Regions from separate parts of the Homo sapiens genome. Here all the other regions are linked to region 5. A link is a loop called in an ENCODE intact Hi-C map of the cell type or tissue named here. Cell type or tissue: sigmoid colon. All regions are shown on one strand. Each heading gives the region's core, and the rest is flanking DNA. Links, peaks and the distances in the headings are about the cores only.

Evidence for each region. A loop is a pair of places that touch in the nucleus more often than their neighbours do. Peaks named below come from ENCODE experiments on the same cell type or tissue, not always from the same donor. Only the 100,000 strongest peaks of a DNase experiment are listed, where the experiment ranks them.
Region 1: a loop joins it to region 5, with 3.0 times the contacts of the local background. A loop is called at or near these places in 3 of 110 quality-filtered maps.
Region 2: it touches region 5 in a loop (2.6-fold over the local background); 2 of 110 quality-filtered maps call a loop at or near these places.
Region 3: a loop joins it to region 5, with 2.2 times the contacts of the local background. A loop is called at or near these places in 5 of 110 quality-filtered maps.
Region 4: it touches region 5 in a loop (5-fold over the local background); 4 of 110 quality-filtered maps call a loop at or near these places.

What each region holds. Positions count from the first base shown.
Region 1 is chr19:31,259,732-31,265,673 of GRCh38, reverse strand. It overlaps a transcript of TSHZ3 not described here. Among named protein-coding and RNA genes, the nearest start is that of TSHZ3-AS1, 59 kb to the left of the region's middle. In sigmoid colon, for the core only: no CTCF peak of the experiment used is centred there; no DNase peak of the experiment used is centred there.
Region 2 is chr19:31,967,440-31,973,381 of GRCh38, reverse strand. It overlaps LINC01837 (long intergenic non-protein coding RNA 1837), which reads left to right. Exons shown (of 16, transcript XR_007067222.1): 4 at 5,749-5,826. Among named protein-coding and RNA genes, the nearest start is that of LINC01533, 55 kb to the left of the region's middle. In sigmoid colon, for the core only: no CTCF peak of the experiment used is centred there; a DNase peak (open chromatin) is centred at 3,311.
Region 3 is chr19:31,107,668-31,113,609 of GRCh38, reverse strand. The region is part of intron 1 of LOC124900621 (a long non-coding RNA gene); the gene reads right to left. Among named protein-coding and RNA genes, the nearest start is that of LINC01791, 57 kb to the left of the region's middle. In sigmoid colon, for the core only: a CTCF peak has its summit at 3,066; no DNase peak of the experiment used is centred there.
Region 4 is chr19:32,039,010-32,044,951 of GRCh38, reverse strand. The region is part of intron 2 of LINC01837 (long intergenic non-protein coding RNA 1837); the gene reads left to right. It overlaps LINC01533 (long intergenic non-protein coding RNA 1533), which reads right to left. Exons shown (of 5, transcript NR_110675.1): 4 at 1-119. Among named protein-coding and RNA genes, the nearest start is that of LINC01533, 16 kb to the right of the region's middle. In sigmoid colon, for the core only: a CTCF peak has its summit at 2,933; no DNase peak of the experiment used is centred there; H3K4me3 peaks cover 662 bases; H3K27me3 peaks cover 1,132 bases.
Region 5 is chr19:31,346,845-31,352,786 of GRCh38, reverse strand. TSHZ3 (teashirt zinc finger homeobox 3) reads left to right here and starts at 3,351. Exons shown (of 2, transcript NM_020856.4): 1 at 3,351-3,607. The coding sequence starts at 3,568. It overlaps TSHZ3-AS1 (TSHZ3 antisense RNA 1), which reads right to left. Exons shown (of 3, transcript XR_002958388.2): 1 at 3,870-5,942. RefSeq lists an enhancer at 1-144. In sigmoid colon, for the core only: no CTCF peak of the experiment used is centred there; DNase peaks (open chromatin) are centred at 1,426, 2,506, 3,296, 3,994 and 2 weaker places; H3K4me3 peaks cover 4,635 bases; H3K27ac peaks cover 2,159 bases.

The DNA.
Region 1 (5,942 bases), core at 356-5,355, 87 kb after region 5:
GGTTCAAGCCATATGTTTAGGGTTCCAGTCCGGGATGCAAAGGGCTGGTAGGTAATTCTCTGTGCATCTCGAATAATGTCTGGCCTCAGTTTGCTAAAGGGGGAATGAGCCCTAGTATGACCTTCTCAAATTCCTCAAGGAGTGGCACCCCTGATTCAAGGACTTCAATTTACAATAGGGAGAATCCTGATGAGAAACCAAGGTATGGGATTTTCTTTTCTTTTCTTTTCTTTTCTTTTTCTTTCTTTCTTTCTTTTTTTTTTTTTTTTTTTTTTTGAGACAGAGTTTTGTTCTTATTGCCCAGGCTGGAGTGCAATGGCGCAACTTTGGCTCACTGCAACCTCCGCCTCCCAGGTTCAAGTGATTCTCCTGCCTCAGCCTCCTGAGTAGCTGGGATTACAGGCATGGACCACCATGCCCGGCTAATTTTCATATTTTTAGTAGAGACGGGGTTTCACCATGTTGGCCAGGCTGATCTCGAACTCCTGACCTCAGGTAATCCACCTCCCTCAGCCTCCCAACGTGCTAGGATTACAGGCATGATCCACTGCACCCAGCCGGCTATGGGATTTTTGTGACCCACTGGGAGCAGGTTCTCCTAATGGGGCAGGCAGTGTCTCCTCCTCCTTGGGCCAGAAGTGTACAGGGTGGGCCATGCTGACCTTGAGAACCTCCTGGCCACTCTCTCCACAAGGTATAGCTGGGGACCCCTACCCCACAGTCAGAGTGGGCCTCTCTGCCCAAAAACTGCTGGTCCTTTTGATCATGACTTCCTATACCCTGTTATGGCTGCAGACCAGAATTTACTAGAAAGAGGAACCTTCGTTGACTGGCCCTGTCTCTGGCACCTGAACTGCGCAATGAATATTTTACCTGGCACAGGTTGCAAAATGTGACCCATGGATGGAATATGACCTGCCGATTTGTTTGGCTTGAGCCACACGGCTTAAAAAAAAAAAAAAAGAAAAACCCACAAAACTTGAATTCATTGCCAAACTTTGAAGATTGGGAGATTTCATACAACAGTGAGATTTCTGGCATCTCCGGATGCCACATTCCTGCATGACAGCAGGTGGCTGGAACCGGGCAGCAGCCGCCCATTTTAGACAGGACATCCGCTCTCTGGCTGGCCCTGGGCCCTGCTCCTCCCTATCTGTCTTGTAGGCTGGGCTCTCCCACAGGCGGGACTGAGGTGAGGATTTGAGGGCAGGTAGTTCATTTGACAAGGGAGCCTGGAACGTTCAGATAGGAGGGAGGAGGAGGCAGATGGGGAAAAAAAGGAAGCTAATTCCCAATGCATTAAGGAGCAAGCTGCCACTGTAGGCCACTGGTACTTGGTCCCCAGGAACCTCTGCAGGTTTGTGCAGGAAACTCTCATCTTTGAGTGGCCCCACCCCAGGATAAGGCAGCTGATGGTCCACCACCTCCTGCCTGTCACTGGCTGAGGGTGGCTTCCCTGTGCACAGGTGGAATATGTCCCCACAATCATAGGGCTTGCAGGAGGAAGGTTTTGGCCAGATGCAGACCGGGAAGATGAAGGAATGTGAGGCCATTTGGATACCCCTGCCTCCTGCTACATTTAAACCATTCATGCTCCCATCTCCCCACTGCACTCCTATTGGCACCTATTCTACATGGGGTCTTTGGTCGGGTGGGAGAGCTCCCAGCAAGGAGGAGTGACTTGCCCAAGGTCACACACTTCATGTCAGTGGCAGAGCCAAGGCTGGAGCTATGGGCCTCCCCCTCCTCCCCCACTGTTTCTGCTACCCCGTACAACTCATTCCATGGAGACTAGAGCTCTGGTGCCTCACTCATCCGTTTTATTTTATTTAGTTATTTAATTATTTACTTATTTATGTGGTTATTACCCATCTAGTTCCAGAGATAACTTAGGGCCTCTATACAGCTCATTAATTGCCTCATTGCTAGCTAGAAACAGTGGGACTGGCTGAGAGGGGTGGGGATGTGAGGAGTGGGGGGGACCCACAGGATCTGTGAGACATGGAAACCTGGAAGCCTGCTGCAGGGCACACTGTCCCCCCTCTCTTGGCCCCGCACAAAATGACATCATGCAGGAAGTGGCCCCATGCAGGAAGTCCCTCCCCCAATAAGTCCCCCACTTGCCACAGGGCACGTCTTGCCCTGACCAGCAGGACGGGGGCACTCCAGCTGGGGAGAAGGCAGCTTTCCTTCATGCCTTCGCAGCTCCTCGTGCTCGCTGCTGGGGGGCAGCCGTGGGCAGCGGGTGGCGAGGTTATGAATGCCAAGAGGAGAGGGGCTGCTGTCACATCTCCATGCAGCTTTGCAAAGCTTCATAGGATTCTCATCCAGTGCCCACACTCCCCACCCCCTGCCATTTCTTTGTCCTTCCTCCATGAAAATGACCTGTCCTAAAATTAGTGCCAGAATCCACATGGATTCTAATATAATCAAGGTGGGTTCAACGGCCTTGAGAATTTGGAGGAGAGTTTCCTGTCCCTGTCCTCCGGGACCTCCAAGTCCTGGCTCAGAGGCTGCAATTCTGAGCCAGCCATCTTCAGACCCCGGCAGGGCAGAGACCCACACCACCCTTCACGATGCTGTCTGCCCTGGTCATTTCTGCTCACCCAAGATGTCCGTGCCAGCACTGCCATCAATTAGTCCTGAGGAATGGACAAAGGGGGTTACAGGAAATTAATTTCATCTGGGTTTTCTCTCCTGAGGTCCTGCCTGGCAGTCAGCGCTCTCAACACCCACATGTCCGCAGCCCAACTGTTGCGTCCATCAGCTCTTGTCCGAGTTAACTATTCATTTTATGTATTTTAATTTGGGCAGAACATTTATTTGGCTTAAATTTCCTTTTCAGGGGTTGGAATGTGCCTTCCACTCACAGGCAGAGATGATCTGCTCGAATTTCGTCAGAAGGAGTTTAGTTTACAAAGATAGCAACTGAGCTATTAAAACCAACAACCCCTTTTAAAGCAAACAGACCATTAAAATATAGGAACAGTTTATGGCATAAATAAAATTGAGGATATAGATTATTTAAAGATAAGATTTTCAAGAAACAGGGATAAAAAAACATTTAAATAATTTCTCCACGGTATATATTTTTTTTACAAAGTGAACTTCAAAATGCAAATGCAAATTTTTTAAAAAAAAGCACAGAAAGACATTAAAAACCTATCTTACTAGTAAAGACATATGAAAACGACTTGACTTTTTCTTCTTGATCTGTGTATGATTTTTAAGAGGTGGAGTGGGAGGGGGGAGCTCTTCGAATTCATAAATGGTAGCATTTACCCAGCTCGTGAAATCACATTGTGGAAAAAGAAGCAAGACATTTGCTTCTAGATCATTCTTTGCAGCTGACTGACAGATACAACAATTTTGTCCATTAGTCCGAGCCATTGTCTTCCCTCAGCACTGAAGTACTGTACCGCGGAGGTAGATTTCCACTGCTATGCATATTTTAAGGGTTATTTGGCAACACGGGTAAAGCTAAAAGTAGCCTCTTAATCTAATTAATTGACATTTCTGAATCTTGCTTTCACAACAACACATGGTTTCATGTTCTGGGTTTTAGCACTTGTCAAGCTTTTTTGGAGAATGTTTTGGTCAGAATGACAAGATAATTTGTGACTGAGGCTCCAAGCTAGAGAAGTGTTTAAGGCTATAATGATTTATTATCATCACAGAATAACAAAATTTACAAAGTGTTTCATCAGAATTTTTGAAATAAGTTTGCCACCATAGGAGAATCATTGGGGTGGAGGGGGCTGGGCTCGCAGACAGGGAGGGTTCCGACTTCATATACAAACTCAGCCGTGACTGATGGCTTAACATCTCTCTATGAAATTTATCTCTGCACGTGCCTTGAGAGAGAAACCACAGAGTACTTTTGGAGGACAAGAGGTGATAGAACAAGAACACAGAGAAAATTCAGACCTCTCCCCCGGTTTCTGTAAGCAGGAAACCCGAGTCCCAGCTCCACTTGTAACGTATATGTGGCTGCAGTCAACGATGAATTTCTACATTTTGGCAACGGTCAGAGTGAAAGTAGTCGCACTATCTATAGAAACTTTGAGATGGAGAACACTTGGAGTATGCTACTGAAAATGCAAGAAACACATTTTTGAAAGGATGAAATAATATCACTGAGTGACAGTAAATTAACATGCTGACATTTGCAGACTTTCAGAGCATTGCCATAAAAAGAAGTAATACAACATGACTAATTTGGACTTCTTTATTCCTTCCTTGGGAGAGACAGCCCTGTCCCTCCAAGGCCACCCCTCGGGCTTTGCCTATCGGTGCTTCTTCCTCTTTTGCAGGAAACACTGGAAATTTAACATTCCCCTAAGCTCAGGCATTGCCTCTCAGAGACTCTGGAGAATGTGATTTTTGACTTCTGAGTTCTGAAGATGCTCCTTTGAATATCAGAGCAGTGTTCAGTGGCTGGCAGAGGGCACACAGACCCAGCCTGCAGTTCTTGGCTTCTTAATGTCCACAGATGTTCTGCCTACAGGGCGCCAGGGGTGGGAGAGCCCTTGGGCACCCTGAGCACCCATTGTACTGATGGGGAGATTGAAGCACAGGAGGATATAAGTTTCCAGGTTGCTTCTCTTACTCTTGAGCCAAGAGTGCAGCCTGAAAGGTCCTCTAGGAGAATGCAGGCATCCTTCCCTGGCCACCACGCCCCGCATTCAAAATTGGCCTTCTATTTAATATTATAGGAGCCGGCACAGTGCTTGGCACACAGAAGGTGCTGAGAAAACTTGGGCTAAATTCATAATTTTAAAAATGCATGTGGTGAATGGATTCTCACAACCTTTGAGTTCAAGCTCAGTGCCTTCCTAAGTGCTAACACAGCCTGCCTCTCCTTTTCCCTGGTACTTGGGTTTCAGGAAGAGGAGGCCATTCTCTAACTGGGACAAAATGTTCTTTTGTTCCCAGAGCTGTGCTTCCCAAGTGAGCGCCACACCCTTCCTGTCCAATAAACAAATTGACTGCACTCTGCCAGCCTAGCCCTGTGCCTGGCACATAGTAGATGCTCAACAAAGGTGCGTTTTCTCTCACTAAGGAGCTTCATATTTTTCCTGGAAAAAGACTACCTGGAAATGAGTACATGTTTTAAAAAGCTGCTGCCCTGGGAAGCCCAGAGAATAGCCTGTCAGCCAGAGTTCCTCAGTGCATGCCAGGAGGACAGAGCCCAGAGATCAGGTGGATGCCAAGGCTGAGCTCCCAGCTTCTGCACAGCCCCAGGTCTCAGATTCTGAACCCAGACCTGACCACTGAAGAGGAGGGGCGGTAATTTGCCAAAGTACACTTTATGTAGTATCACCGGACTGGCTGTACTTAGTTAGGCAGGGCACCACGGACAAGAGATGACCAGACATAGACGAGGATGGTGAATCTGACAGAGACCTGGGCGGGGGGACTGGGCAGGACAGAGCAAGAGGGGAACTCAGGATGCAGAGGGGAGTAGAAGTTGCTGGCTGGGTCTCAGAATTAGCCAAAATCACAACAGCAAAGGGATGCAGACCCCAGGTCCTGAGCTGGGCCCTGGAGATGGCTCAGGGCTGAGGCTGAGCCTGCAGGAGGCCCATGTCTGCCCTCTGAACAATTAACCTGGACAATCAGCACAGGGCAGAGCAGAAGGAAGTATGAAAGATGCACATCATAGAAGTTGTTCTAGTGATGAAAAGTCAAGTTGGAAGCGTTCCTCTCTCCCGCGCAACTGGGCCCACATCTGTCCCATCAGTGATATTTTGGTCCCACAAGAGACCTGGGATCTTGGGCTTTCTCTAAGGATTTTCCTAGTGACTGAGACAAAATCCTTGGCCTGGGCTGGAGATGTGATGATTTGAGGGTTCTTAGAGGGTGGGCACGTGATGGATCACAAAAGAACCACCATTCTCTCCTCTTCCCTAAATGCAGCTCCTTCAGCAAACAGTGACAGC
Region 2 (5,942 bases), core at 474-5,473, 620 kb before region 5:
AATGAGTAGCTGACTTTGCTAAAGGAGGTGACGTCCTGATCTTGACCTTGACCTTGAGGCAGTGCCGCTATTGTCAATGGGGCTGCAAGGTTGTGCTCTGGGCTGCCTACCTAAGTCACACCAACTTGCAAAAAGTCCCAGGAATATTTACAGTTGGTCTTTAAACAGCAGTGGATACGAATAAAAGAGCAATATCTCACATCATTAGTCCATAAATATGCAGTTTAGTTTTATTTGTCAAATAAAATAACCTGAGATTGAGCTGCCTAGCTGAAAGACACAGACATACATACGCCTGTCTCCTTGCCCTGCCGCCTCTCCCTGATTTTTGCAGCCCTGCAGGAACGTTTTTTCCCCAAGTTGTCCTACTCTCTCCCTTTCCTGGGGAGAATCATTCAGGCACGTTTGCCTCCCTCTTCCTCCAGGCGAAGCCAACTGAATGCCTAGGCTGTCATCGAGGCCATCGGCTCCAGCCCTCTGGGAAAGGAAGAGCTGAAATCCCCTCCCTTGCTTCCCTTATTTAAGGGAGGCTCATTTTGATTTTATAAAAGGCTTGGAGTCTGTGCAGGCTGGAAGCTGGCTCTGCTCGTCGTGGGGGTCTATGCCATGTTCCCCTGCAGGAACAGAGTAGGAGGGCTCTGCCACAGCCCAGCCTGAATTTTCTGTCATCACTGCATCCAGCTGGGTGTGTGTAAACTGGCAGGGGTCCTGGAACGTGAGCAGGAAGGCAGGAGGGATGTATTCCTCCAGGGATACAGAACTTCCCAGTGTAGGGTGAAGACCAGCTCCGTGTGCCCTGTGTTCATCTGGCGACGGGTGGGAGAGGCCTGGGTGCAGATGTGCACCTAGGTTTTGCCCAGTTTAGTGGGCCATGTCTTCTGAGTTAGGTGTTGCAGTGGAACAGGGAGGATGGGCTGGTGGGAGTCAGGGCTCTTGATTAGTAGGCATGGTTGGGTGACACGGCCCTGCCTCTCCACAAAGCTGCCTGCACTTCCTGAATCTCTGAAGCCTTGAAGTTTTATCTATCTTGGGTATAGCTCAGCCAGAGCAGAAGATGACCTAATCTGATTGTTGGTAATTTTTTTTAATTTAATTTTTTTCAGTTTTTAATTTTTGTGGATACATAGTATGTGTATGTATTTATGGGGTACATGAAATATTTTGATACAGGCATGCTATGTGTAATACATCCGGGTAAACATGGTATCTATCCCCTCAAGTATTTATCCTTTGTGTTTCAGACAGTTAGATTATACTCTTAGTTATTTTTAAACAAATAATTATTTTTTACTATTGTCACCCTGTTGTGCTAGCAAATACTAGGTCTTATTTATTTAAGTTGTTGGAATATATATATATATATATATATATATATATATTCGAGATAGGGTCTCACTCTGTCACTCAGGCTGGACTGCATTGGCACAATCTTGGCTCATTGTAGCCTCAACCTCTCAGGCTCAAGTGATCCTCCCATCTCAGCCTCCCGAGTAGCTGGGACTACAGGTGCATGCCACCATGCCTGTCCAAATTTTTTTTTTTGAATTTATGGTAAAGGTGGGGTTTCCCCATGTTGCTCAGGGCTGGTCTCAAACTCCACGTCTCCATGCCCAGCCTGTTGGTAATATTTTAAGCAGAGATATTAAAGACAGTGTATCCTGTCAGCAGACAACACCACCAAGACTCAGTATATTAAGTCTGAACTTGATCTCAGAATGTCTGTCTGTTCTTTTGCAAATAGGACCTTGACTTCCAAATTAATATTTGCCTTGTAAGACTCAGAAACAGCTCCATCGGGGGAGACCGAGGGACGTGATGGTGAATGGAGAGGGTCTTAGGTGAACCAGCAACCCCCTCATGCTCACCCCTCAAAACCCAAAGGCTTTCTGGGTCAGGTGTTGGAGTGAGAATTTTACTTGTGCTTTCCTTTCAGCTTTCACTTCCTCTTGGATCCTTCTAGTGACTATGATAAAATCATCATAGATTTTAGACTGATAAGTTCCCAGCACCCTCGAAAATGCAAAGGCCAGGAACAGAGCAGGGAGGGCTCTGCTATACCCCAGCCTGGATTTCATGTTGTCACTAAGTCCAGATGGGTGTAGGTAAACTGGCAGGAGTCCTGGAATGTGAGCAGGTAGGCAGAAGGGATACATTCGCCCAGGGAAAAGAACTTCCCAGTGTAGGGTGAAGGCTGGCACCATGTTCCCCATTTCCATCTGGCAATGAGTCGGAGAGGCCTTGGGTGCAGATGTACATAATATACTTTAATACATAAATAAGCCATGGTTTTCAGTTAATATGATTGTTTCTTATTGCACCTCTGCATGATAAGTATGTCCGTAGATGCCATGTTTTATTAAACTAACTGGTGTTATATTTTTGAGAAGGAAGTTTGTGATGTAATGAAATTCAAAGTTGTATGTTTCCCATCGCAATATTCTCTCTACAACGTCCTTCAGAGGCATAAGTCTTTTGTGTTACAAACAGAGAGAAGAGATAGCCTGAACTGAGAAATCAGTTTTCTTTTCTTTTCTTTTTTTTTTGAGACGGAGTTTTGCTCTTGTTGGCCAGGCTGGAGTACAATGGTGTGATCTTGGCTCACTGTAACCTCCACCTCCCGGACTCAAGCGATTCTCCTGCCTCAGCCTCCCCAGTAGCTGGGATGACAGGAGCGTGCCAGCGCACCTGGCTAATTTTTTGTATTTTTAGTAGAGACAGGATTTCACCATATTGGCCAGGCTGGTCTCGAACTCCTGACCTCAGATGATCCACCCACCTCAGCCTCCCAAAAGTGCTGGGATTACAGGCATGAGCCACCATGCTTGGCTGAGAAATCAGTCTTCTAAGGGACCTAGAAGAAAAACAAGGAATTAGAATAATTAAAAAGTGGAAAAAAGAACAGGGCTGTACCAAGTCAGGCTTTCCCAATAAGCTAACCATGAGATGTGTAGAAGTGTTAAACATCAACTCTGGGCCAAGTGGTTGGTTTGAACCAGGGAAGTTTTGCAGCAGTGGCTGCCTTGAAGTTTGATAAGAGCAGAATGATTCTGACATGATTTGTAGGGATGGTCTTCTGGACATGGGAGGGGCTGGCTTTCCTATTGCATATCTCCCATGAAATCTTACCCTTTTGGTGTCCTTGGGAGTTTCATCTTTTTAAGTGATGGTCATTTTCTTGGTGCCAAGATACTGTTTTTGTGCTCAAGCACTTGTCAGAAATTGTGACATAAGACAGAAACTTACATGACTCGCCATGAACAAAAAGGAATGTGTCTTGTTAGCAGCACAGGCAGGATACACAGCCCAGACCGGCAGCTTTTATTGCTTTTGCAAAGGAGAAGAAAATATCATCCAGTTCGATGATGCTCTATCTTTGAAGAAATAGGCAAGATTTATCCTGAAGCACCAGAACAGTGGGTTTCTGATGACCCTTTCCTGTTGGCCTCTAGACATGGCTGGTCTCAGGGTGTGCTCATCCTTTTGGGGTGGTGTCCGGGCGGGCTATCTGCATGCAGGTGAAATAAACAGCCCCTAGCACTTTGCTTGGTCACAGGAAACATGCTGGGTGTCAGAGCCACAGCCAAGCGTTGTCCAAGGTACAGACACATCCCCAGTGTAGCCCCACTCAATGAAACCCCTTTCAAGGCCGGGTCTACCCCTGTGAGTTCTTTCCTCTTGGCTTAAACAGGCCTTGTACACATTAAGTGTTCAAGAGATGGGGCTGTCAGTGTCGGTCAGACAGACGGGCTGTACTAACATGATCTGGTGTTCATTTCATCATTTCTCCGTTGACACAACTGAGAACGTTTTTCCTCAAATGCTTAGTTCAGATTTGGCTGTTGCACGGTGGGTTTGCCTGTCATGAAAACAGCTAGATAAAATTTCCATGAAAAGTATTTTAAAAGGCAGATGTGGACAATAAGGAAAAGTGCAGTGAAAGGTTTAAAACGTAGAAACTCTGTGGCCTGGGTTTGTCTTCTTAAGACCCCTTAAACAACCACAGCCCTGTTCCTCTTCCCCCAGTTGACAGAGCGCCATTTCGTGGGTGTGGAGGTAAAAAGACGTCACCAGCCCTGCTGTCCCTCTAGGTCACAGCTCAGGCCTGACATCAGCAGAGAGAACAGAAGGGTCACCTCCCCAGAGAAGGAAGGAGCTTTGCCTTTGAACGATGCATTTAAAACATTTATAAAACATCCTTCAACTTCTTCCAGGAACAAAAGTTTTAAATGAAGGAAAGAGCCTCAGCTATTTCAAGGTCTTGGATTCTTTCCCTTTCTGGCATTTGTGAGCAGCCGTGCAGATTTTTTCCTCCAGAAATGGAGGAAGACTGATTTAGCAAGTTTGCAAAGAGCCCACTTGTGTGAAACACCTTCCCTCCTGCTTTAAGGTGAAACTCCTCTTTCTAGGAGGAAAGCAGATAGAGGTCTAGGTCTGGATTGCGTTGGTCCTAGCATTTGTCACAGCGTTCTACTGAATTAGTGACTCAGTGCAGCAGTCACTTAAAAAAGAGACCCAGTTAAAATAGAGGGGCCAAAATCTTTGCTGCTTTTCCTCGAGATTCTCATGGGGTCCTTGTCAATTTCTATTAAGCTGTGGCAGGTTCAGGAGGAGCACTCAATTAATGGTTTGTTTAGGTGGCTCTCTATTGGTCACATGGAGAACTCCTTGAGAGTGGGACAGGATCTTATTTTAGCATTTCCAGCCAATAGCTAGAGTGCTGGGCAACAAAAGGTGCCCAGTCAATGGTGATTGATTATTTGATCCACATTTAATTGACTGCCTTGCCCCCACTCCTCCACTCACACAATAAGACCACGCAAAGGTGTGATAGGAAATATTTGGATGGTCAAGTTTTAACAGCATGAAGTGTGGTCTCCACGAGAACATCCGTGGATTTTTTATGGTTTCTGAACAAGGTTCCCATGACTGTGCTGCTGTACATGCCTTAATTCAGATTTTGAACTTAAGGACCACCTGCTCAACAAAGTCCTCTCTGTGTCCCGCAAGTTAGACCTGTATTCACAGGACACACAGACCTTAAAGGTGTGACAGTCATGGTGGCATCTGTAGGAAGGAGGCTGGGAGGAAGGGCTGGCAGGAACAGCTGTGCACCTCTAACTGGGGTCATGAGGGCTGGTCTGAAAACAGAGGTGCCGATGGCTGGAGGAAGTGGGTGAGAGCAGCTTGTGTCTTTTGCAGAGGGAAGGAAAGGGACACTTCCTTTTGGAAAGACAACTGGTGTGATACAGGGAGAGGCGAAGTCAACAGAAGAACAATGCCAAAAAACTACTTGATGACTGAATTCCAGGATCACAGCCCCAGCTTTCCATGACAGGGCCAACCAAGGCTGTGGTCTTGTGTGCATCCGTCAATTAAAGCAGGAGGGAAGTTTCAAAGCAAAGTCATTCCAGTAAAAACTTAACAAGCCCTGGGCTGACTTTAAGGATGCATGTGAAATCATGACAAAACAAGGATTTTATTTTGTTTTCCATGGGCTAAATTATTTCAGTTCTTGGTGTATAAGTGTTTTGAGGTAGCATCATTTTTTTCAGCCCAAAGATAAATCCTAGAGTTACAGAGGGCTTCTCTTGAGGAGGGATGCTCAGATCAATCAGGAGAAGCCAGGCAGGAAGGAGAACCCGAGACAAAGGGCCTTGCCTGGAACTCTGCAGCAGGGTTAGGGGGCGTGTGAGCCACCCATTGCATTTCTGTCTGGGGTTTTCATCAAGGTTCCCTTTTCTGTGACAGGTAATGTCATTGCATGTACACAGTTTAAGACAGAGCATCTGGTGATTCTCGGACCTTCAAGCAAGTGTCACATCTCAGGTGAACCTTGGCAGTTTTAAGATGAACAAAGTAATCAAAGCAAAAATGTCAAATAATAATAATAATAATGATATCAGAAGAATGTCCAGTGCCATGGTTGGATTCCCAGAAGGCAG
Region 3 (5,942 bases), core at 541-5,540, 240 kb after region 5:
CTCATAGAGTAAATAATACACAGTTTATGTGTGTTACTAGCAACTGGCTGATTTTGTTATTCTCCATTTGTTATCACCAGATCTCTCACCACAGAAGAATGGGAATGGGAGGGTGAATGTGTGCCTGAGTCTAGATGGGTAACGGTCAGAAACATTTGAGAAATGTGCCTTCCATCATTGGACAGCTGATCTTCCTGTTTTACAGTGACCTCCTGCCCCCTTAGTGAGGTGTCTGCTGGAGCCATCTCCCCATCCCATCCACCATTCCAGAGCCAGATCTGTTTGCAGATCTCAACCTCATGATTCCTGTGAGCTGAATGAATGAGCCCCGTGTCCAGGGACCACCCACAGTGTTACAAGCCAAGCCATAAAAATAGTCATAAATGTAGCTAGAATTTATCTAGCACCTTTCTTCCTAAGAATTTCCAGAAATGCTTTCACTTTTTTATCTCACTTAACCTTACTGACCTCTACCTGGGGTCTCCAGGAGTTGGTGGAATTTGTACCTTTAAAAAGTCCTCCCCTTCCCCCTTCCCCCTTCCACTCCATTTGAGAGCCATTTAGGACAGGACAGGCTCCCTACCAGCGACAGCCTGGTACCCACCCTAGTCAGGACCAAACTATGCATTCCCCAAGAGAAATACAAGGAAAAATCCAGAGTGTGAATGCAAAAAAAAGAAGAAATGAAAGAAAGAAAATAAGAAGAAATTCTGTCTTGCAAGCAGGCTCTTTTGGAAGAAAAATGTACACACACACACAAAAAAAATCCCTGGGCATTAAGAATGCCTAATTGTCTTAATTTACTTGCTGTTCTTTTAAACTATGCTAGTTCTGGCCCTGACGCCACTTCTTGATGTCCCGCCTAGACTCTGCATCAAATGTAGCTCACAAACAGGGGGCTTGTATTTTAAAGTGAAGTTTTGAAAAATTAACTGTTCTCCTTTTGCCCTTTCAACTCCCAGATGGAAAATCCCACCCTGATTAGCCAATTGATTTACTCAAAATAAAAACACCACCTTCCACTCTTCTCACCCGCTGTTCTTCTTCCCTCGAGGTTTTCTAACCAGGTGAAGGAGGCCCTTTGCTCCCCAGAAGTTGAAGTCCTTTGGGATGCTTGGGACTGAATCGGGAGAACAAACTGGGCTTCCTGCTAGTAACTGGATCTGTGTCGCTATCTTCCCTCTCTTCCCAAGAGCCATAGCTTTTGTCTGGCAGACACGACTGCTCCGGTGAGCTCCACTGAGCTCCACTGAGCATGCGCAGGTGTGCAGGTGGCTGGTGGCACCCTCAGACCTGAGTGGAACGCCCGATTTGCACCAGCATGTAAGGAGGTAGTTGGGACTGTGAAGGCTGCATATTTGGTGGTGGAGAAGTACTGTGGTCTCCAGTTTTTAGGTGTCCTTCCTATTGATGTCTAGCTTAGGAGGCGTAATGTTCTGGGTTTCACGAGGACCTAGAATCACTGCTCTGACTTAAGGACAACAGGAAGCAAACACAATAGAAATGAACCCTTAGTTTTGGAGGGTGGTGAGGAGAGCCCCGGGAAGGGTCAGAAAACCTGCTCCTTCTCATTGTCTGCTCTCTGTGGACTTGCTCTGTGACCCTTCCTAGTCCTTCCAGATGGTCTGTAATATCTCATATTAGTTTATCTCATCTGGATTTATCTGATCCAACTCCAAGCCCTGAAGGTATTCCCAACCCCAGTTCCATCCTCCAAAGACTGCTTGTCCCAGAAACAGCAGGACAGAAGTCCTCCCCAAGCAGAGAGGGCAAGGGGAACAAAGACCCCGGAAACTCCTTATCTCTTGTACGTTCTCCCCATGTTTCTCCCTACATCCCCCCACTTAATTTTCTTGACAAAACAGCCATTGTGTTTGTTTTAAAAAGTATATACATGCATGCACACATACATATATATGACATGTAACGTTATAATGATGTTTGTTTAAAAAATGATACATATATATATGTAATGTTATATGGATTTTTGGTTTGTTCTGTAAACATCATCATGCACAATTAATACCCACAGCCCAGGGAGTTGTATGAGTGCATCACTGTGTGGTTTCGTGATTTATAAGACATGCGAGCTGATGGCTGTCAGCTGGGAGACGCAGTGACCTGCAGAGAGTACTGGAGCCCTCTTTGCTTCAGCAAAAATGAGAAGTGGGCCATGCCCAGTGCTCACGGCTATAATCCCAGCACTTTGGGAGACCGGGACAGGAAGATGACTTGAGGCCAGGAGTTTGAGACCAGACTGGGCAACTCCCAGATAGGGAGACCCCTGTCTCTACCTAATATATATATTTTGATTAGCTGGGTGTGGTGGTGTGCATGCTTGTAGTCTCAGCTACCTGGGATGCTGAGGTAGGAGGATCGCTTGAGCCCAGGAGTTCAAGGCTGCAGTGAGCTATGATTGCACCGCTGCACTCCAGCCTGGGCAACAGAGCAAGACCCTGTGTCTCCAAAAGAAAGAGAGAGAGAGTGAGAGAGAGAGAGAGAGAGAGGGAGAGAGAGAGAGACATACAATTATCCAATTTGTGCCAAGATAGACTGAGGTGGGTGAGCTTCCCAGAATGAAAATTGAAGGGGGCACCCACTCTCAGCTGCAGCCCTGCATGTGCTGGTCCCTGAGTGCAAAGTCTCTTTGCAATTTGCTCTCCGGGCACCCCATTGCCTCTCTCTAGTCTGTGCCCTGCCCAGAGAGCAGCTCCACACTCTTTCCTCAGTTTGCATGGTGCTCCGTCTGTGGACTCTTGTCTCTCTTCCCCTCACTCTGCTTCTTCAGAGCCCTTGCCTCCACTATTAATATGCACTTCTTTGTGCCTTTATGTGTCTAATGCTTCCATCTTTCCACCGAACTGTGAGTCCCACAAAGCCTGGATCAGGCCTGTTCTGTTCTATACAAATTCACCCCTGTGCTTAGCGTGGAACTTGGCCCCATGCAGACGCTCACAAAATGAATGAATAAGTGATCCTGAGAGAAGAGGAGAAAAGGAGCCGGCTGGCAGGGAGTTCATGGGGGCAGAGCCCAGGTCTAGCAGCTCTGGAGATGTGGGGAGAGGCTGCCTCCCACAGGAGCTCTGGTGTAACCTTACACAAGAAGGGCCAGGATGGGCCACGTCCCGGAACTGTGATAGCAAAGTCAAGACTATGCAAGGACAGGATGGAGAAGATAGGTCACCCCACAGGCTGCTGGGTGGCTCAGGAAACTCAGCACCCCTGGATGGGACCCTGATTCCTTTACCCTTTCCCATGCACACAGCTAGCCTCACTTTTCAGAGCTCAAGACTCTTCCCCAACCCACAAGTCTTTGTAGGTTGGCCAGCCCTTCGGGGAGATGCCCTGCTCTTCAGTGTGGCCCGTCCAGTGTTTAGATGGCCTGCCACACCGGACCCACAAATCAGCCTGCACACCTCTCCCTAACTTGTCTGTATTATGTTCATTTGCTGGGAGGTGATAAATATTAGAATAAAATAAACTAAAGATGGCTGGTGAGGGCTCTGTTAGCTATCTTTATGGTCTCCACTGCAGCTGTATGACAGCTTAGCTTGGGAGCAAGCGGTCTCTTTTCACCAAGTAACTTTAGCCTTGGGAAAGATGAACATCAGCTAACTCCAGAGCTATGATGGTCGGTACCAGTCAGTAAATCAGTCAGATTTTAATTACTGGATGGATGACAGGGTGCAGTGACAGGTTGCAGTCCACAGGAGAGTCTTCCTTCAAAGCCACTTTAAAACCAGAGAGTGCTTCAAGAGGAAAAACCAGATGCAGAGATCAGAGGCCCAGCTCAAGAGGAGGGTGGGTTCCCCTTCCCATCACTTTAACCACTTCCTGCTTGCATGTGGACAGAGAGAGGGGAGCCGGCAGCTGGCCTGGTACAGGGAAATTTCCTTCCTTCCCCCACCTCTTATCTCAAATTTCCCCCTTGCCCTCCTTTTCTTTCAGCCCTGTGATTTTTAATGGGTTCCTACAGCTCTTTGCCTCCGCGGCTGTTTCGTGCCAAGAAAGCCGCGGCAGATTTGTAAAGTGGCAAACCCTGCTAATTAGTTAGATGAAGTTGCCTTTCTGACAGTGGCCCTGGCATCGGAGAAGGTGACATACCTTAGAGTGACTGCACCGGGGAGGCCTCTCCATTGTTCTTCTCATGCTCTTCCCACCCCCCTTATTACCGATGCCCTGATAATCACTCTTCCTCGAAAATCCCACCCCAAAGCTGCTCCCTGCAGGCCTGGCTCCTGGCAGAAAGTCTCCTGCCTGGTAAGGAGCCCCCCACAGACCCTAAGACCTTCTCTAGGAATGCTCTGCCCCCAGCACCAGAGAAGGGAGCTAGGGCAAGGAATTTAGGATACATGCATGCAAGATTTCACCTTGTGTGAGTGGAGCCCGGGGGACGGGACGGGGTGATGGGAATGACTTGCAGTGACTTTGGGGACATTGGGATGTGCTGTTTCAGGATGTCCTTTTGTACTGCCAAATGGGTCTTGGCATCCTGTGGACTGCAAACGACGTGAAGACCAAGACCCTTTCCTGGTGAAAGTGACGGAAATCATCCCTCCTGTAGAAACTGTACCCCAGCCAGGGCAAGGTGATGCTCTATCTCCTCTTCTGCTCCGTTATGGCCCCTGAGAGGTGGCAAGGCCCGTAGAGATCACCTACTATGACTTCCTTACTTTGCCAACAAGAAAATGGGTCCTGGAGAGGGACGCGGACTATCCTGAAGTCACCCAACTGGGTGAGAGAGAGTGATGGGTTTCCTGCTTCCCATCCCACTCAGTCTTGTCCAGTTCTGTATTAATCAGCCATCTGCAATATGGCTCAATTGCAACCCACATCCTCATTGAGGGCTGAGGGTTGTTTGTTACAAAGCTCACAGCAAACGGGCATTTCTCACTGGGCCTGTGGGTCGGATACGGCAACTTTGCTCCAGGCTGCAAGTCAGATTCAGGTCTGCTCCTTTACCTCTCATTCCAAGGCTCAGGCTGAAGGGAACGTGACCACCTTGGGCATGTTCCTTTCCTGGCAGACTGCAGGAGTGATAGAGTGACAGCCAAGTCCCCCAGACACAGGCAAAGCCTGTGGTTCCCTCATGTCCCCCCAACATCCATTGACCAAAGCAGCCACATGCCTAAGTCCAAAGACAAAGAGCCACCTACTCTACTGGGAGAGATGGCAAAGGCACACACCTCACGAAAGCTATGGGTGTAAAATCCCATTACAAGGGCGGGAGAAAGGCTAAGAAACAATAATCCAGTCCATTCCCTACTGCAACCCAGTGAGCTTTCCAGACGGCAAATTGGATGAAATTGCTTCCTTCTCTCCCAGAAACGATAAGCAGTTCCTTATTACTGCCAGGAGAATCTCTAAACTCCTTAGTAGGAAAGCCCGTCACATGGTCCCCACCTTGCCTACCCATAGCCTGAATATCTCCTAGATCATATCTGGTCGATCTTAGAAACTCCCCTAACCAGCCCTCTCTTGACCAACTCAGAGGTAGCCAGAGCCACCATTCCTTCTAGAAGATGCCCTGGATGATGAGGCCCATAGTGTCCTGAGTGCTCAAGGTTGGGGTAGGAGGGGGGGTGCACTGGGTGAGCTGAATATTTCCCAGGAATCAGATGAGTTTATTCCCAAACCTGCTTTAGTTGTAATTGTCATTATGCAATTTAATAAATTGTGCACATTGATCAAATAAGAGGTGAAAAATTAGATTTTTTTTTCCCTATGAAAACTAAGTTGAAGGCTTTGGAAAGACTCCAGAGAGACCGGAGTACTGATAAAAGTTCCTACAAGGGAAGCTATAGTAGTATAGTAGAGTATATGTCTGAGGCAAGAAATCGTGAAGATAAAGATTCTGCACTTAAGTGACTGCACAAACTGTCTCCATTTTGCAGAGCCTGAAACTGGAAGTGGTGGGTGCTACATCCCAATGTGGTTTCTGC
Region 4 (5,942 bases), core at 566-5,565, 690 kb before region 5:
GTTGACAGCTGGCAGGTTGTTGCTGAGATGGTGGTTGCTGGAAAGGTGCATCTGACCCAAGCTGGGTTTGGTTTTACTGGAAATCTGTATTCAAAAGCTCTGGTTTTTGTTCATTGTGTCTAAAGAGACATAAAAATTAATTTAGCATTTGAGACCCCAGTGAGGACAGAGCCTGTCTCATAACAAGCTCAAAAGGATCCCCATTCTGACCACACAAGAAGATTTTGAGTGAGTTTTGAGGGGATACACAGGATAAGGGAACAAAAAGCCCCTCTGGCTTAGGAGGTTAGGGTGGGAGAAGGGTAGATTCCTTAAATATGCCTACAATGCAGCATTTCTTAGAACAAGGAACTGGAAAAAGGACATTACCAGAATGCCTAGGATGAATGAAATGATTCTTAGTTGAAGCTCTTGGAGGAAGGGCATTTTATTTTTTTTCTCATTGTTGAGACTAAAGGCTTGTTCCTATAAAGGTGTCAGAATAGAGGGTGACAAGTGCATCTCCAAGGGCTACAAACTCAGGTGACTGCCCAGGCCAGGCAGGATATATGCGTGGGTGAGCACAGCAAGGCTGGGTGCTCCTTTGCCCACTCTTGTCTGTGCCTGGCTGAACCCTACCAGAAGAGCAGGAAGGGTAGTAACCAAGGGAGAAAGAACAGGCACAGTTAGTGCATCCTTGGAGGCTCACATATATACACATCTCTGCCCTACACATTCTCTGCTACCTCCTCCCCCAAAGCTTTTGCTGCTTAACTATGCCCAAGTTCCCCCGTTCTGTGAGAGCTAAGAATTAACCTTGAGTTGATGTCCTTTTGGGCATCTGTGTTTTCTTGCCGTGTGTTGCCAGAAATTGATGTATATTTGACTCCCCACGTGTCCTACCCCAGTGTACATTGACCAGATTGTAACATCTTTGACGGGGAGGCTGTTTGCCTGCTCCTCCCTGCCATTGTAGCCAGGACTGGGCAATACAGGGAGTATCCACGTATCTTTCTTTGTGGGTGGGCTGGTGAGGTCAATGAATCTCAGAGGTCTTGCAGGCCTAGGGTTCTCATTGCAAAGGCCATCCAAGACAAACAGGTAATTTGTTTTAAGCGTATTGCCCGGAATTCGAAGCAAACGCTGGATCCAAATAGTCTAAAAGGTGGCTGGAGCTTCAGGCTTTCCAAACCCATCTGTAGAGTTATATGATTTACTGAAATACAAGAATGTTCTGCTTTTAGTGCTCAGAGCTCCCAATACCCAGTTATTTGTTTTACACATTTTCCCCATTAGAAATTGAAACATAGCAATTAGAAGCCAACCCAGATTGTTCCGCATTTAGGGGGTTTCACATGTCTACTTGATAATTTTGTATCTGTAGCAGCTTGGGCATAGCAGCCTTAAAGAGCCTTGTTTGGATTGTTGGAATAATGTTTTCCAGTTTAAAGTAACTGCTAGAATGGTAAAAAAAAAAAAAAAGAAGAATAAATGCGTGGCAAAACTCAAGTCTATTAGCCTTGCCGTTCACACCTGTAGTTTCTCTCCATCCAGGTGTGGGGTTAACTCAAGCACCTCGGGTGTATTTGCAGGGATTCTTTAGGAAAAAAGAAAAAAAAAAGAGAGAGAAAAACCCAAGATGCCTAATCAGAAATTACCTTACTGGTAGTAAAACCCAAATTCATGAGAATGTATAAAAATAGATTTCTTTTAAATGCCAGGGAAGAGATTTGGAAGCGTTTTGGCAGATTCGGATGCACGGACCGACCTGCGCCAGGTTCTTCTAACGTTAATAAATATTCATTTTGTTTTTTTGGGGGGGAGTCCAAGTACTAAGCAGAGGGTCCTTGTTGTAGAAGTGAGATCTAGTTCTGCAGCGAGAAATTCGAATTCTTAAATACCAGGTATTCTTTTCTAAAACTGTAACTCTTTCCTCGCAATTCAAACGGTGCAGGGGGACAGCTGCTCCTGGAGATGGATTCAGCCACGGCCTTTTCTTCTCTCGTGCAGCTAAGCCAAGCCAGGTATGAAAACGGTGCTCCCTTCCCCTTCTCAGACATCTTGTTTTTCTTTCTTGGACACACAGAGAAAGCTCCATTAAATATTGATAGTGTTTTGATACATTAAAATCGAGAACAAGTCAGAAATCTTATATACAATATACACAGATGTCATTTTTTTCTGGTTTCGCCATTTTTGACCAAAAGCGTCAATATTTTACAGGAATTTCTTTTCCCTTCAAAGCCTGCAAGAAGTCCACTTCTCACAGAATGCATGTCCAGTTGGTACTGAAACGGTTCCCCCCAACATGTCTGTGGAGATCGCGTTATTAATATTATTTGAAAAATCTACTTACCACTTGTGTTCAATTTAGCAAATTTGGAGCTTGAAAAAAACCCTCAAAATAATTTTCCTTCATCTGGCGGAGAGTAACATTGTTCATAATAAGTAAAAATAAATGTTTTGCCATTCTAAAAATAATTTAAATAAACTAGAATATATATTTCAAACAATATAGTTCATTTAAATTTATTTGAAAGACAAAAAAGGTAAAGAGAGAGAGAGAGAAAGAGAGAGGGAGAGATGGAGAGAGAGACCTCAGTTGCAGCTGTTCCAAAGAGTTCGGGTACAAATGTTCTTTCATTCCTTTGCATGATTTTGATAAAATTAGGTCAAAGAAATGTTCATTTGAAAACAGTGCTTTGTCATATTATCTACAACACATGTCTAGCAAATTTATGAATCCAGCATTCATCTGCGTGAAGTTTCAAATCCTAATGAATGGTTTAGACAGCATTGTCATCAATTTTCCGCAGGTGCAGCTGAGGCAATCAGTCAATTCAATCAAAAGCCTCCGTCAACTTGCGTGGCGCTGTCATTTTTTACATTCGGATTGCTGAAATTAACAAAAACGATCCTCCCTGAATGCCGTTACACTCCTCCCGCCTTTGGGTGGCGCTTTTGAGCAACGCTTTGCCGCTCGCCGTGCTGCAGGATCTCGCAGCATTTTTTTTTAACTTTATACTAACATAATATTTCTTTTGTGATATTATGGAGATAAAATTGCACTGTGTGTTTTAACACACATTACAACAACCTCTTAAGGCAAAAAAGTAAATTCATGCAAATGAGTTATAGAAAGTGAAAAAGATTTCTTGTTCGGTGCGGTGCGCGGTGGGACCCGGCGCTGGGAAACACTCCAATTGCCAGGTTCTGAACTTCCTCGTCCCTTCTCCTGTCAGGCTGTGCAATAGAGTGCAATGCGGGCTCTCAACTTTGGAACTGTTGCTTTAAGATTTAAGAACCAGGCCACCTGGTTGCCTTTATCTTGTGTTTCCTCTGGGTTTACCTTCCACTGCCTTCCAACAGTCTCTGGAAATCTCCGGAGTGGGCTTTACTGGTATCGGGAGAGGCACGTTTTATTGCAACCTGGGTGATGAGAATTCTCTTCCTATCACTGCAAGCTATTGAGCTCCTTCTCCTCAAACGGTTAACAGCAGCTTCAAACCCTGCCACTTACCTTAAAAGAGTTAAAGATCCTAAGAAAGAAAAGCTTTGGCTTTTTAACTCATTGAAAAATAAACTTGTTTCCAAAACTCTGTAGTCTAAGAAGGATTTCAGCAGTGCCAGTGAGGTAAAGAGAAAACTGCAAGAGACACTCTGCATATGGCAAAGATGAACACTCTGTCTTCTGTCTCCCAGGAACACTACCAGGTTCCTTCTAAATCTTTAGAATATATGGACAGACAGAAAGCACTTAGTATCAGTTTCTCCATGATGAATAGAGTTAACCTTTGTAGTTCGCCAAAAGTCAGTAAGTTTTTCTTTCCCATTTGTTTCAGTCCAACGATGAGTAGAAATGCAGGTAGGACCAGATAAACTCACATTGTCTTGGCCTTTTTGCTTAATGACAGCAGCCGACTGCTTACAGCAGCTGGCAAAAGAGAAGTGATAATATTAACTTATTTAAATAATCAGGTTACATGTAGTGACAGACGCACTCAAATTTATTAAAGTCGCTTGAAAAATATTTAGATGCTTTTCCTTTGCAGACATCATGAATGGTCAATTGCCCCAACATTTCTGAGGCCGTGTTAAAAAATACACTTGGTTTCTAGAAGAATGCAAATTCCAAGGAATATAATAAAAATGTTCTTTTAAACAACTAGCTATGTCACTTTGCAAATAGCTTTGATGTAGCATTCCTGCCTGCATAAAGTTGAAGCTACATCTGTGTCAGCCATACCTGAGTTTATGATACCTTCCCTGAGAGAGCAATTAGGGGCTGGTGAGGGCTGGAGTTCTAGCTAATATTTGAAACTACATGTGCGTCTGCAAGCTAAAGGGGAAAAAAGGGCTGTGATCATCTGTGAATAGAGAAAAGAATTCTAACAGCTCCTACCTTTTAGACACTTGATAAAAAATGCGGTTGGGGGGTGCCTGGAGAGTCTCAAGGGAGTGGCTTTTCCGCTGAGAAATGAAGACTGCCACATAGCCGCCAGCCGGGCTTGCTGTAGGAAGCTTACAATTCAGCTCTCTTCGGTGGAGTTTGAAGTTAAATGGTCCTGTCTGCTTCTTCTCTTGTTTGTGTCACTTGTTAAAGATCCCTTGAAATGCACCATTACAGTTTCTTCTTAGTTGATTACAACAGAACTAAACTAGTCATCTTGCATTTCAGCTATCCCTAATTTCTTATAAGGGCCCAAGGAATAGATCTTTTCTTTTTTTTTAATTGCCCAAATATAAAAACATTTGACTTGCTATTACTCTTAATGTAACTGTAGATCTTGTAATAAAAGGTGAAGTGAAATTGAGTGTCCATAAATCAAGCAAATGAATGCACAGAAAAGAACTAACGATACATATAGTCAAAAATACGTGTAGCCTTAAAGGAGATGCTTGGCATTGTGTGTGTGTTTTAATATTATGCTTTTCATTAGGCTGGACTCTGTTTTACAGGGAAGACAAATATTTCCATATTTGAATTTTTCTTTCTCTCTTCCAATCCAAAAGAGAATTTCTTTTGTTGTTGTTGTTGTTAGTTTCTTTCTAAAAGGGAAAGAAATTAACATTGCTTCCCCCCCCATGAATATATGTGGTGAAAAGCTTGCAGGGTGTTTTGATGAAGCATGCAAAATGTTTTATTAATCAGAGTAATAGAGTAGAAATGAAGGCAGTACGTCTTTAAAAGTGCCTGGGTGTCCAGGTACGCGGGGAAATCCGTAAAACCGTTGACCAAGCACAATGTACGTAGACAAATGTCTTCTCATTGCGTGATGCGTGAAGGCCATGATAGATGGCTTCTAACAACAAAGCGTGACCACAGAGACAAAATTAGTGTTGTTTTAATTACCAGTGTCTGTAATGTTATCTATCCATAACTGCCTGAAATAGACCGTCACAGAGGGTCAGAAGGCGACCTGAGCTCATACTTCCACACATAGCTTCCTTATCGGTTCTGGAGTCGTAACAGCAGTGTGCTTAAAAAAAAAAAAAAAAAAGAAAAAGAAGAAAAGAAAAAGTTTAATATTTCACTTGAAACATTTACTTATAACAAAAAAAATTGTTTCTTGTTTAAGGGAAGTGCCTTTATCTTTTTCTTTCAAAGCAGATCTTATTAAATGCTATTTGGAGGTCAGAGTAATGGGCAGAAAATGGGACTGGCCTTGACATTCTTCAATGAAAGTTTACATTCTCGGAGCGGTGTTTTTTGTCAGTCACAAATAGCATTATGACACTAATAGGAAAGAAGGTTCTTTATTTTTGAAACCTCCTTGAGCTGAGACGGGCTGTTCTTCAGACATTTGTAAGTGTGTATATTGTGAAGATGAAGTATCCCTTACTTTCTGAGCTTGCGGGAGATGAAAGATAGGCCAGTTTTTGAAAATGGCCTGCGTGGCACATGCTATAAATGAGCAGGGAAAGCAATCGAGCTAATAGATTACAGTAATTATCCAATCTTT
Region 5 (5,942 bases), core at 558-5,557:
GAGTTGAAGGCAAGAGGCAAAATCAGGTAGAACAAACAACTACAGCCAAGAGCGGCACTCTCGGGGAATGGGCACACGGAACTCCGCGCAAACCTCTGGCTTCTCAAACCTACAGCCCTGCCCTTTCTCCCTTTGTAAACAAAATGTGAATTACAGACTTACTGCCATCCAGACACTATTTCTCCCTAAATCTGGCCCTTAGTTCTCACTGGGATCCACGTTTTCCTCCGCTCTCCAGCTCCTCTCCATCAGGCCATGTCACACACAGCAGCCAGGCGGGGCCAAAAAGTTTTAGCGCGAGACCTCCTGGCTAAAACCTGGCCAGCGACCTCGACAACACATCCTAGGCCCAGGTGAAGGGGGTTTAAGCCCTTGCATCCAGGTAGCTTCCGGTTCTGCAGTGTGCTTGGTGCGGATTTGGGAAGTCTCCCTTCCTTCTCTCCTAGCCACACCCAGCCCACACAAGGGCAGAGAAAACCTGGTGGAAAATAATGACTCGGGCGACACTGCCCCTCTTCCTTCAATTCCATCCCTACAATGGTCTGCAAAACTATTCATGTTTGGGGGTCCAGATATTAAGTGGGGGTGGGTACATGTGGCTGAAAGAACACAGATTAGGCCTTCAGGCTGTGCCAAGCCAGGCCGGGGGCCTTTTTGCGTGTCCCGACATGGCAGTATGGTTGCTGCGTGCACTCCGCATAGCCCGTGTTGTGCGTGGCGGGCTGTCGCTGCAATGTGCAGCCCATTGACACTGATGGATGCGCCAATGGTTGGACGGACAGATGTTAGGGCGGATCGCACAGCGCTCGGCGCCTGAGCGGGGGAGGGCCAGGCAGCGACCCAGCGGCGGCGGCCGGCTACGCGGAGACCCGAGTTCAGGCCGCGGCCCGCAGTGGGAGGGGGCCGAAGGAACAGAGGTTTGCAAGAACAGCGAGGGGATGGAAAGGAGGAGAAAAGCGCGACCAGGGAGAACTACACGCTTCCGTGTGCGGCGCCCCGCGCTGTGCACACGCCGCACCGGGCGCGCCTAAGTGGGAGCTTCGAAGGTGAGCTGGGAGCCGGCGGGAGCTGACCCCGTGCGGCGCAACCCGCCTCCAGGCGACAGGAGCTCAGCGCGGCCACCAGAATGGTGAGGCCGCCGGCGGTGTCGGCCAACTCACCGTTTCCTCGCTTGCAAGAAGCGTTTCACGCTCCACGGCCGCGTCTCCCCGGCCTGGAGGAGTAGCGGTTCTGGCCTCTGCGGCCGCGGGCACCCAACGCGCACGGCGCCTCAGCCCCCGAGTCCGCCAGCCCGAGAGCCCCGCCGCAGCCCGCCTCGGACTCCCTGCCCCGCCTGGGGTCCGTACCCCACAACTCCGAGCGCTCCTGCGCGCGGAAAGGCGCTGGAGGCGGCTTTATAGCCGGGGAGGCCAGCGGCGGCGCATCTGCATCCTGGGAGACGTCTGGACCCAGCCCAAGCCCGCAGGCTGGGCGAGCGGAGACTTTTGATCTTACCGTGTGGGTGAGATCACTGTCTCCCGGTCTAAAAGAAAAGAAAGCATGCTGTGAACTTTTGAAACAAACTTGCAAAAACAGTCGTAGAGAAAAAATAAAAAGGACACAGGGCAGAAAAAGAGGGAGAAAGAGACTAAAAAAAGAAAAAGATAAGGGGAGGGGGAAGGAAGGAAGGAGAGAAGGAGGAAGAAGTCTGGGGTTTGCTGCTCCAGGAGCGCTCAGGCAGCCGGTGCTGGAGCGCGGGGCGCCCGCCCTCGCCGGGACTGTCGGCCTCGGGGCCTGCGAGAGCGCCAGAGCCCCAGCCGGCGCGCCCGGGCGCAGGGCCGCCTCGGGGATAGTGGGCCCGGAGGCCGCCCCCGCGCTCCAGCAGCCGCCGCCCGGCAGCGCCCGGAGCCGGCCCCGGCGCGGCCGCCCCATTCCCGGCCTGAGAGCTGGCCCAGGGAGACGCAATCGAGCCCGCAGCGCATCGATGCGCCGCCGCCCGCGCCGCTCGGGCTCCGGCTCCCGCTCAGCCGCCGCCGCCCGGGGGTCGCCCGCATGAGCTCCGGCCCACCCGCGCCCTCACCGCCGCCCGTAAGTGAGCCCGCGTCGCCCCGCCGCCCACGCCGCCCAGCCAGCTCCTTCTTGCCGCGGCCAGTCGGCCGGGCCGGCCCGGAGCCTCAGCGACCCCGATCACCAATCAATAATCAATCCCTCTAGTCCAGCAGCCCCGGCAGGCCGGGCGCGGGACACGGCGCGGCGGCCCCCTAGGCTCTCGGGGGGAGCCCCTGGCGGGGGATGGGCAGGGGAGCCCGGTTTCCTTCTCCCGCCCCCGTCCCGCCCTAGGATCGGCCCGCGCCGTGGATGGGGGGCGCGGCCCGGCTCCCGGGGGCGAGGGGCGGGGTGGAGGGACCCTGATCATCCCAAAGTCAGGAGAGGAAACTTGAAGGAACCCCCTCCCACACCGACCCCCGGGACGGGCCCAGGAAAGTTTGTCCGGGGAAAAAAAATTGGGGGAAGTGGCTACGGCGGGTCCTGGGGGAGGAGCTGGGTGGCGCGGGGTCTGAGGGCTGCCCCCACCCGCCCCGGCCCGCGCCCGCCTCCTCCCTGGAGGGGGCCTGCCCGTGGGCTCTGGCTTCCCCGGGGGACGCCAGCCCCGGCCCGGGGACCACGCTGGGGGCTCCGGAGTCGGCGGGTGGAGAGGAGTGCGAGCCGGGTGGGGCAGCTGGGGGGTGGCTGGGGACGAACGCTGGGTGGGAATAGGGGTGGGGGGTAACGAGCGCCCCGGGACGGGCTCGGCGGGGCTGGCGCCGCGCCCCCGCGTGTGCGCACGGGGCGGAGGCGGAGGGGCGGCACCCCTTTCGCTGGCGGGGCGGGGGTCCCACGCGGGCCTGGGGCCGGGGGCGGGGGCGCGGCGCCCCCGCGGGCGGGCGATTGACACGATCATCTCCTTTTCCTTTAAGCTTGCCTGTTGCCGACGCCGCCGCTCCAGCCGCGCCACGGGCAGAAGACTGGACCGCCGAGCCCCGGGCCGCGGCGGCGGCTGCGCGTCCCCCCGGATGCCGTGACCCCCGGCCTAGGGGCGGGGGCCGGGGCAGTACCGGTCCGGGCCGCTCCCGCGCTCCTCCTCCCACCGCTCTGCCCGCCCTCTCCCCGCCCCCCAGCCCCGAACCCCGCGCACCTCGTCTGGGGACGGGGCGGGGGGGGGCAGGGCCGCCGCTCCTCCCCGCCCCCTCCTCCTCTGGCCTCTGGAGCGATTTGTCAAACTTCCCATTCCGCCGGCAGCGCGGTCCTCCTCCTCCTCCTCCACCTCCTCCTCCTCTGCCTCCTCCTCCCCCCCGTGCTCCTCCCTCCCCGAGCCTCCCTCGCCCGCCCTCCTTCTTCCCTCCGCACGTTCGGGGTTCGCGGCGGAGCGCGGCGCGGGGGGGACGCGGAGAGCCTGGGCGCAGCAGCATCCTGCGGGCGGCCGCTCTCCGGGGGGGAGGCTGAGAGCAGGCCCGCCTCGCCCCCCCGCGGGCCCGCCGCCCCCTCCCTCCCTGTCCTCAGCCCGGCAGCGGCGGCGGCGGCGGCAGTGGCAGTCGCCGGAGAAGCATCATGCCGAGGAGGAAGCAGCAGGCGCCCCGGCGCGCAGCAGGTACGAGCCGCTTCCCCTTCCTTCTGCTCTCCTCCTCCTCTTCCTCCGCTCGCCCCGCGCCTCCAGCGGGCGCGACCCCGCTCCTCGCCCCGCTCTTCTGCCCGCACTGAGTAACTCCGGGCGCCGCTCTCCTGTTTGGGTGCGTGCGCCCGCCTCGGGTACCGGGCGCCCCCCGGACGCCCCGCCGCGCTCTGCCCTCTTCCCTCTCGCACCCATTTGGGGAGCCGCTCGCGGAGCGCGCTGAGCCGCGCCAGGTCCCTACCTCCTCAGCTCTCCGGCTGCAGAGGGAATGGGAAGCAACCCCGGCCTGGCTCTTTCTGTGGGTGGCGGGCGGGGTCACCTGAGTTCCCCGGGACATCTTCCGCGTCCTCCGAGCGGCCGACCGCCGGGGGACTGCCTGGTGTCCGCCGAGCCAGGGAGCGCGAACGAGTGAGCGAGCCGGTCCCCTCGGCCACCTTAGTACTAACACGATTGATTCCTCATTTCTTGGGCCCAAACTGGGCACAGCGGTGGAACCCGGAGCGCACAGGGTCTGGGTATTGTCAGATGACTGTCAAGTCCATGTTAGATGCTGGCGTTTCCTTCTCCCCTGTTTGTGTTTCCTCGCCCCCACCCCCTCCTTGTACTGCTGCTCCCACCCTCATCTCCGCATAGCACTTAGTTCTGGGACGTGTCTGAGTACTTTTTTGTTCCTCCTTTTTTTTTTTTTTTCTTCTTCTTTAACCGGGAGTGTCAACTCCTGTTAAGACTGAGCCGATTTTTTTCTTTTCTTTTCTGGAAAACGCATCATTGAAAACAAAACAAAAACCACACACATAACATTATTTTGCAATAATGTCGGTTGGGGGCATGTTGCCTGGAAGAAGGGTTTCTGGCCCGTTGCCATCCTTGATTTGATGACTGATTGATCGCCCGTCATGCTGCTGCCTTTGATCTATTCATTCCCAATAAACATCAATAAATCACTTGCAATAGTGAGGCCAAGCTCTGTGACGTCAGGAGGGCCCTGTCAGTGCAACTTTGGGATTTGGGGCGGATTGCCGAGAGGACCACATATGGACGTGATGTATTTTGATATGAGTAACACTCAGATGTGCAGAGGTTCAGATGCTCCCTGAAGGGGAGGGTTAAGTGGGGCTTCCTTTCTTTTCTTTTCTCTTCCTTTCTTTTACTTCTCTTTTGATGTTAAGAGGGAAGGGCAGAGAGTAGGGTCAGGGCATTGGCTGGTGCCCATCTTGGAGGAAGGCGTTGTAGCCATGGTGCCCTGAGTGCCCATAATTTCCATCATGCCAGCCGGCACTGCCAGGGGACCTCACACGTTGGCTGCACTCTGCACTCCAGACCCCTTACACGGGGTCACAGAGAAGGAATGATAATTCTCTCTTCTCCCAGAAATGTACTTGCCTGCCAGTGTCTTCAGAAAATCTCAGAAGAAAACAGGGTTGGTTTGGGGCTTAGGATGCAGGTTTTGCTCTCTGTCCTCGGTGTTGCCCAAATTTAGAAAGTTTGAAAATTCCAGGAGTGATTGTAGGGAGCTTGCCGCCTCCCTAGTTAACCTCCTGGAGCTTGCTTCTTGCCCGTCCCACCTTCTACTTTAAATTCCAGGCTCAAGCAATGAGCTTATCTACCCAAAATAAACTCTGAAACTTTGGAGGAATCCTTCACAAAGTTGAGTAGTAGGAATGTCTTGGGCTTCTTCCAGTCTTTGAAATTTTTTTTTTCTTTCCTTTTTGGATACACATTTTAAGGTATGTGTGTGCCTCCATCCAATGAACCATATGTGATTACATCTTTACATTTGGTTCAGAACTCTCTCTCTAGTTCATCTCTTCGGTTGCACCCTGCCAATCTGAGACTCGTATTTGATAGCTTCCTCCAGAAAAATATCAGAGGAGGAGGGAACCTGCTGTTGGCTTTATTTATTTATTTATTTATTTATTTTTAGAGCAACCTGTTCACTAACCTTTTCACACTTTTTTTTTTTTTTTAAAGAAAGCCAGCCAGGAAATCTCAGGTCAGTTAAGAAAAATTCATTATATAAAAAACTTGACTGCAGGACTAATAGGAGATGGAAGAATGGTTTTGCTCTATCAAAATGACCCGTCAAAACGACTTTGTTTCATATTTGATTTAATTGTCTCTCTCCTGACAGGCACATTCATCAATAGCTTAATGGTCAATCAGAAGCTGGCAGCATGAGTGCTTTATTTCTTTCCCATACTCGGGTTTTGGATTTACTTTATCAGAATGCCTCTGCCTAATGGACATGTGGAGGAGGGGGTGGAGGCGGACTGAAGAGCTACTTATTTAAGAAGAGTGGAGAGAAAAAAAAAAA